3 separate regions of the Homo sapiens genome follow, and regions 1 and 3 are each linked to region 2. A link is a loop called in an ENCODE intact Hi-C map of the cell type or tissue named here. Cell type or tissue: B cell. All regions are shown on one strand. Region 1 holds the start of DHODH (dihydroorotate dehydrogenase (quinone)). Region 2 overlaps ZNF19 (zinc finger protein 19). Region 3 overlaps LOC105371334 (a long non-coding RNA gene).

What was found. A loop is a pair of places that touch in the nucleus more often than their neighbours do. Peaks named below come from ENCODE experiments on the same cell type or tissue, not always from the same donor. Only the 100,000 strongest peaks of a DNase experiment are listed, where the experiment ranks them.
Region 1: it touches region 2 in a loop (9-fold over the local background); 4 of 110 quality-filtered maps call a loop at or near these places.
Region 3: it touches region 2 in a loop (13-fold over the local background); 10 of 110 quality-filtered maps call a loop at or near these places.

The regions. Positions count from the first base shown.
Region 1 is chr16:72,007,280-72,009,779 of GRCh38, forward strand. DHODH (dihydroorotate dehydrogenase (quinone)) reads left to right here and starts at 1,465. Exons shown (of 9, transcript NM_001361.5): 1 at 1,465-1,506. The coding sequence starts at 1,486. RefSeq lists silencers at 1,217-1,316, 1,260-1,459. In B cell, no CTCF peak of the experiment used is centred here; a DNase peak (open chromatin) is centred at 1,402; H3K4me3 peaks cover 1,368 bases; H3K27ac peaks cover 1,333 bases.
Region 2 is chr16:71,483,432-71,485,931 of GRCh38, forward strand. ZNF19 (zinc finger protein 19) reads right to left here. Exons shown (of 6, transcript NM_006961.4): 2 at 1,158-1,317. Among named protein-coding and RNA genes, the nearest start is that of ZNF19, 4.6 kb to the right of the region's middle. RefSeq lists an enhancer at 437-1,346 and a silencer at 914-1,193. In B cell, no CTCF peak of the experiment used is centred here; DNase peaks (open chromatin) are centred at 830 and 960; H3K4me3 peaks cover 1,726 bases; H3K27ac peaks cover 1,788 bases.
Region 3 is chr16:71,609,892-71,612,391 of GRCh38, forward strand. LOC105371334 (a long non-coding RNA gene) reads right to left here. Exons shown (of 3, transcript XR_933717.2): 2 at 1,883-2,018. Among named protein-coding and RNA genes, the nearest start is that of MARVELD3, 15 kb to the right of the region's middle. In B cell, CTCF peaks have their summits at 1,287 (motif pointing left) and 1,486; a DNase peak (open chromatin) is centred at 1,310.

The sequences.
Region 1 (2,500 bases), 520 kb after region 2:
TTTGCTCTAATTTCTGCTACGACAATAACCCAGCTATTTCAGCTGATGGCGGGAACACTGCAACTGGACAAAAATGACACGGATGGGTGTAGAGCCTCCAAACAATAAGTATCTGATTAATGCTGTTGACACCTAAGTCTACAGAGGCTATTCTCCAACGGCCAGGACATCATTAGGTAAGACATTTCAAAATTCTTCGTGAGGGCACGATTGCTTCAGAGGACTACAAAGTGACACATTAGGTCGTCATAAATCACCGCAGTACCATCCTGGCTAACACGGTGAAACCCCGTCTCTAAAATACAAAACAATGAGCCGGGCATGGTTGCGGGCGCCTGTAGTCCCAGCTACTCGGGAGGCTGACGCAGGAGAATGGCGTGAACCCGGGAGGCGGAGCTTGTAGTGAGCCGAGATCGCGCCACTGCACTGCAGCCTGGGCAACAGAGCAAGACTCTGTCAAAAAAAAAAAAAAAAAAAAAAAAAAATCACCGCAGTAAACCACACTCCAACGGGCCTGCACACTCAGGGTCTTGATTAGAAACAGTATTTAAAAAAATACCTCCACATCTGTTGCACCACAATGCCAAGGTATAACCAGGGCCACTTTCTCCAGGAGGCACAACAGGCGCAGGGCCAGGGAAGGGCCTCTGACACTTTTAGGATCTCAAGAAATTTTTTTTTTTTGGTTATTTTTCTTTGTTTGTTTTTGAGACAGAGTCTTGCTTTGTCGCCCAGGCTGGAGTGCAGTGGTGCTATCTCGGCTCACTGCAACCTCCACCTTCTGGGTTCAAGCGATTCTCCTGCCTCAGCCTCCCGAGTACCTGGGATTACAGGCGCCTGCCACTACGCCCGGCTAATTTTTGTATTTTATTTTATTTTTTAGTAGACACGGGGTTTTGGGTGTTGACCAGGTCTCGAACTCCTGACCTCAAGTGATCTGCCTGCCTCAGCCTCCCAAAGTGCTGGGACTACAGGCGTGAGCCACCATGCCCGGCCTCAAGAAAATGTTTTAATTTCCTTAAAAAACCTTAAGAAAAATCAACTTTTAAGTTGAAAAAGTTTATATATTAACATATTCATCTTTATATCAACACAGCAGTAAAATTTATTTTTTAAAGTGATAAAAACTGTACAAATATTTCTGGTGTGAAACACAGTGTTTTGATGCTCGCGGACTCTTGGATTCGAGGCTGCGGTAGTACGGACAAACACCGTGCAGCGGCATCTCATCTCCGCCAACAGCCGGCGATCAAGCGGGCAGGCTGGGAGAGGGCGGGCGGAAGAGGCGTGGCCGCCGCTACTGCGCACGTGCACCCAACCAGAACCTGGGGGTGGTGCCGGGCCTTCCCCGCTGCGCGGAGGCGTCCTCTCAACCCTTCTGCCCGGCGACTGGTGGGTTGGCGGCTAAGGGGCGGAGACAAGAGGGGCCGCCACCATCTCCTCCAATGGAAGGGAGACAGGGGCGGGCTTAATGACGGAAGGAGCATGGCGTGGAGACACCTGAAAGTGAGTCCCGCGAGTGAGCAGTGTGGATGGGGGACCAGGGACCGGGGAGGGCGAGAACGGAGAGTCAGGCCGGGCGAGGCATGGACCGAAGGCGGCTCCGGGAGTGTGGGCCCCCCTGGGACGTGTGCGTGTTTCCGGGGTCTCCTGCAAATGCTCGTGCGTGTGCATTTGCACGTGGACTCGGTCAGGCGTGTGCAGACAGCGCCTGCAGGTCTGGGTGGGTGCTGATCTGAGTGTCTGCGCCTGGGCCATGTTTTTGAGCCTGGCACAGGGGTGCTTAGTGAACACATGACCGCCTAGCGTTGTGTGCCGGATCCAACGGGGAATGAAACTAGAGTAGGACATGCTCCCAACCCTTTTAGGTAAAGTTTTGTTAGGGGCGGGGGTCTCTGTGAAAAGTTCTTAGCTGTATCCCCGTATGTAATAGGTGTTCAGAGGCCGGGCGCGGTGGCTCACGCCTGTAATCCCAGCACTTTGGGAGGCCGAGGCGGGTGGATCATGAGGTCAGGAGATCGAGACCATCCTGGCTAACAAGGTGAAACCCCGTCTCTACTAAAAATACAAAAAATTAGCCGGGCGCGGTGGCGGGCGCCTGTAGTCCCAGCTACTCGGGAGGCTGAGGCAGGAGAATGGCGTGAACCCGGGAAGCGGAGCTTGCAGTGAGCCGAGATTGCGCCACTGCAGTCCGCAGTCCGGCCTGGGCGACAGAGCGAGACTCCGTCTCAAAAAAAAAAAAAAAAAAAAAAAAAATAGGTGTTCAGATATTTGTTGATTGACATGGTGGGGGGGAGTACAGTCTCCAAGGGAGGCAATGAATAACCTTGACTTTCTTTTTATATGTTTATTTGAGACGGAGTCTTGGGCTGTCGCCCAGGCTGGAGTGCAGTGGCGCGATCTTGGCTCACTGCAACCTCCGCCTCCCGGGTTCAACCGATTTTCCTGCCTCGGCCTCCTGCGTAGCTGAGATTACAGGCGCGCGCCACCACGACTGGCT
Region 2 (2,500 bases):
TGGCCTTCTTTCAGTTTCCTCTGTGCTAACTCAGGACCTTCATACCTGCTGTTTCTTCTGTATGAACTACTCTTCTCCAATCTCAGAACCATTACAACTGAGATTCTCTGCCTGCCATTCTCTCCAGTAATCTAGCCGCCATTCTCTCCAGTAATCTATCCACCCTTCACCTTCAGATCATGATCGCTCTACAGACCAGGTCAGGTGTCTCTGTTAAACACTCCACTCGCACCGTACTCCTTTTCCTATATACCACTTAATCCAGTTTGAAATTATATATTGATTTGTGCTTTCTTCATTCAACAAATATTTATCTCATACATATTTCATGCAAGGCCACGTGTGACACACAACAGATGAAGTAGAGAGAGAAGGGGCATGATCCTGTCCCTCGCAGAGCTTAGTCTAAAGGAAAGACACATTAATCAAGATTCTCTCAAATAACTTTTAAGTCCACAATTTAAATCACTGCCAGGGGAAACTAACGTGGATGGGAAGCTTAAGAAAATAAATTAACTAAGGTATGAAGGAAATCTTTACAAAAGTAACAGCATACGCAAAAGCCATGTTCTAGTAGTGAAGGATCAAGAACACTGTAGTAGCAGTCAAAGGAGAGTGTGCTGTTAGATGATGCTGAAGAAGTCACAAGGGACAAAGCCACACTTTGTGCACGTCAAGAACTTGGTCTTCGATCTACGTGCACTAAGTCACGGGCAGGTGGAGTGAAATAACCAGATTTGATTAATACATGACTTTCCCATTGGGCGGAAAGCTTCCTGGGGGCGGGGCCCACGCCCCGCCTCATTCACCGCTGCATCCCCGGAATCTAGAGCAGGAACTGGCACATAGCTGCTCAGTAAGCAGCTGTGGCCCAATGAGCAGATGGGGTTTGGGCGGCGTCGAGAACAGAGGCGTCCCTTCCATCCAGCCGCCCATATCCACAGCCTCCATTTCCCAAGGCGCCGATGCAGGCGTGGGGGAGCGAAGGCACCAGAGGGAGACCGGGACCGGCCCGCGAGCAGCCTCCGCTCCCCGGTCCCGGAGGGGCCGCCCTGTCTCCCTCCACTGAGGCAGCAGGGACGAAGCCGACAGCCTTCTCTAGAGGTGCAGTGCCTGAGCCTAGCAAGGACTCCTAGGCGACAAACCCCAACACTCACCTCAGGAAAAACAGAAAGCGGTGCGTGAACGGAAGTGCGTCACTACTTTGGCCTTGCACCCAGGCTCACACGCGTACTCTCTAGGATGCCGGAGCGGTCTTCTCAGTGGTTGTGTGGTTTTACTCCCGGGAGGAGTTTCCACCCGGGGATCCTCAGAGACCTTGAATAGGAAAGAAAGTATATCATTGTTTTCGCTAATCTCTAACCGAAATTTAGCATTTTCTTCTATGTTGGCAACAAACTACTGTAGTATCAGCCGTATCTGTGACTGTCACCGATAGAAATCACAGATATTTTCATATCACATTACAGTTGATGCAGATCTCAGAATATGGCTATTCTCGTCACTAATTTGAAATTGTCCTTGTTGTTATCGGGCCCACCTCAAGTCTTGTCATTACATTTCATCACGTTGGTAAAGCTGCACTTATATTTCTGTATCACAAATTCTAAAAAACTGTTTAATTGTATGTTCATTGGTTTTGAAGGTGTCACCAGACTGCCAAAGGGTCTTTGCACAAAAAAGCTGTCCTCCTTAGAGGTAAAGACCCAGACACGTTAAGAAAGACCAGGTCAGCAGGCCAGGCGCGGTGGCTCACGCCTGTAATCCCAGCACTTTCGGAGGCCAAGGCGGGCAGATCACCTGAGGTCAGGAGTTCGAGACCAGCCTGGTCAACGTGGTGAAACCTCGTCTCTACTAAAAATACAAAAATTAGCCAGGCGTAATGGCGGGCACCTGTAATCCCAGCTACTCGGGAGGCTGAGGCAGGAGAATTGCTTGAACCCGAGAGGTGGAGGTTGCAGTGAGCCGAGATTGTGCCATTGCACTCCAGCCTGGGCGACAAAAGCAAAACTCCATCTCAAAAAAAAAAAAAACCAAAAAAACAAAAAAAAACAAAAAGAAAGAAAGACCAGGTCTAAGGAGGGATATATTAAGTAACTATTTAGGAAGTGAAAACGGTGGACATTTTTTTTTTTAATGACTGAATACAAGGCAGCCAGAGCAATCTATAATAGCCATGAATTTTGGATGACCTGATAGATGAAGGTGCCATTAGCTGAGATCAGGAATTGAAGAAGAGGAGCTGGTTTCAGGCAAGAAGGTGAAAGAATTTAGTTTCAAAAATACTGAACACACACACACACACCTGCCTTATTAACATTTAATTCACACACCATACAATTCATCAATGCAGAGTATAAAATTAAATAGGTTTTAGTGTGTTCAGAGACTTGCGCAAACATCACCACAATCAGTTTCAGGACATTTTCATCTCCCCAAAGGAACCTCATAACCATCAGCAGTCACTCTCCATTTTCCCTCTGGTAAGCAGAATGGTGTT
Region 3 (2,500 bases), 130 kb after region 2:
TAGTCAGGTTTGGTGGCACACACCTGTAATCCCAGCTACTTGGAGGCTGAGGCAGGAGAATTGCTTGAACCTGGGAGGCGAAGGTTGCAGTGAGCCAAGATCACACTATTGTACTCCAGGCTGGGCGGCAGCGAGACTCTGTCTCCAAAAAAAAAAAAAAAAAGGCATACAACCCTCTTCCCTTTCTTTGAGATCTTATATTTTGTAAGACTCTCCGACACATTAATAAATTTCTATTTCTCCTATTAATCTGCCTTTTGTCAGTTAATTTTCAGCAACCCTTCAGAGGGCGAAGGGAATGCTCTCCCTTCACTCCTTCGTTGCTTTTGGTTCCTTTTTTTTTTTTTTTTTGAGAGTCTTGCTCTGTTGCCCAGGCTGGAGTGCAGTGGGGTGATCTCTGCCCACTGCAACCTCCACCTCCTGGATTCAAGTGATTCTCCTACCTCAGCCTCCCGAGTAGCTGGGACCACAGGCGCACACCACCACACCCAGCTAATTTTTGTATTTTTAATAGAGACAAGGTTTCTCCATGTTGGCCAGGCTGGTCTCGAACTCCTGACCTCAGATGATCTGCCTGCCTCAGCCTCCCAAAGACTTTTGGTTACTTCTGCCTCCATACCCTGCCCACATCTCATGCTCATCTTTTTCTTCCCAGTGTCACAAAGAATTTACTTAGCTGCCTCTCTCATGAGGCTGTGAGCTCTCAGCCAGCACGGCTATCTTATTTCTCTTCCTTGCATCACAGTGGCATCCACAGTGCCTGATAAGCGGTAGCAATGCAATAACAATAGCTAATACAGGCCAGGCGCGGGGGCTCACACCTGTCATCCCAGGACTTTGGAGGCTGAGGCAGGAGGATGGCTTGAACCCAGGAGTTCAAGACCAGCCTGGGCAATATAGTAAGACCCCTGTCTCTAAAAAAAATTTTAAATAAAATAAAAGAATAGCTAATACATGTGTAGTTTAAATATATGTTAGGCACTGCTCCAGTGTGTTATGCATATTACTTATTTAAGCCTATGAAGTAGGTACAATTATCCCCATTTTGCAAGCGAGAGGGTTGCATTTTGGGCAGAGGGAGGGTGAGTGATTTCCCAAGCTCAGTCTCACCTGTGTATTAGGCGAAGTTCAGGAAATAGTGAACCTATTTAGTGAACCTAAATAGTGAACTCCAGGCGTTGTTTCACAGCTGGATGAGAGAACTCTGGTCACCCAGGCTGAGTCGGGGGAGGGGATTCTCGAAACTGAGGAAGACGGCATCCTATGGGCTCCCGCGCCTCCCAGCCTGAGCCTGTGCTGCCCCCTGCTGGCCAGCTCTGGGCCCCCTGCAGGCTCCCTTTCCCACCTAGAGCGCCTGCGTAGGAACTAACCCAGCCAGAAGTCCCCTCTGCCACCAGAGCTTGAGTCTAGGGTCTGACAGCAAGCACAGGATGTGCTGAGTGGGGAAGAGAATCAAAAGATCTCGCGGGGAATGTGCAAGGATTTCCCCCTTGATCCACATACCTAAGGACTGCCTCCCTCATAAGTGAAGGCTGAAAGAAACCATTCAAAGAAACCAAATGGGAAAAGTCAGCTCTGTCCCCAAATGCCATTGCCTGTACCCAAAATCAATAGAAATGTTTATTTGTTTAAAGAAAAACTTAGGTAAATATTTGGATTATTCTTACATTAGATTCTCCTTTAGGATGGAATATTGAGTGCTAAATTAACACACCGGTTCTTAATTAGGGTGCCTGATGGAGCTATTCGAAAACACAGATGCCCGGGCTCTGTTCCCAGCCTGCTGAATCAGAATCACCGGGAGGCGCTACTTCTTCTCCGGACTAGCCTCAAACCCAGATTTTCCCAAACCCCAAAGCTCCCAGACCGTTTAATATCTCACCTTTCCAGCTGGAGGAAAACCAATGCCTTTCCACTTGAACTTCAGTGAAAAACTTCATTGTCTAGAGAATACTCCTCCAGGGTATCTGACTCTAGTCTTTCATTGACTTTGAGCTATTTTACAAAATAGCTAATTGCTGGCAATGCAAAAAAAAAATTATTGTTTATAAACATGCAAATTATGTTCTGTCTAGTAGAAAGTCAATTGATTTTGCTTACCCTCTGTAAAAAAAAAAATCCGTTTGCCTCCATTTGCACATTTATTTCATTATTCCTGGTCTACAAATGGGTCTATTTTTTGAACCTATTGTAATATCTGCTTGATTTCTTCAATGATCATTGAGTTAAAGAAAATCTTGAACATGTTCATTTTATATCTATGTGAGAGTTTCTTTCTTTTTTTCTTTTTTTTTTTTTTTTTTGAGATGGGAGTCTCGCTCTCTCTCCCAGGCTGCGGTGCAGTGGCCCGATCTCGGCTCACTGCAACCTCCGCCTCCCGGGTTCAAGTGATTCTCCTACCTCAGCCTCCTGAGTAGCTGGGATTACAGGCGCACGCCACCAAACCCGGCTAATTTTTGTATTTTTAGTAGAGACAGGGTTTCACAACGTTGGCCAGGCT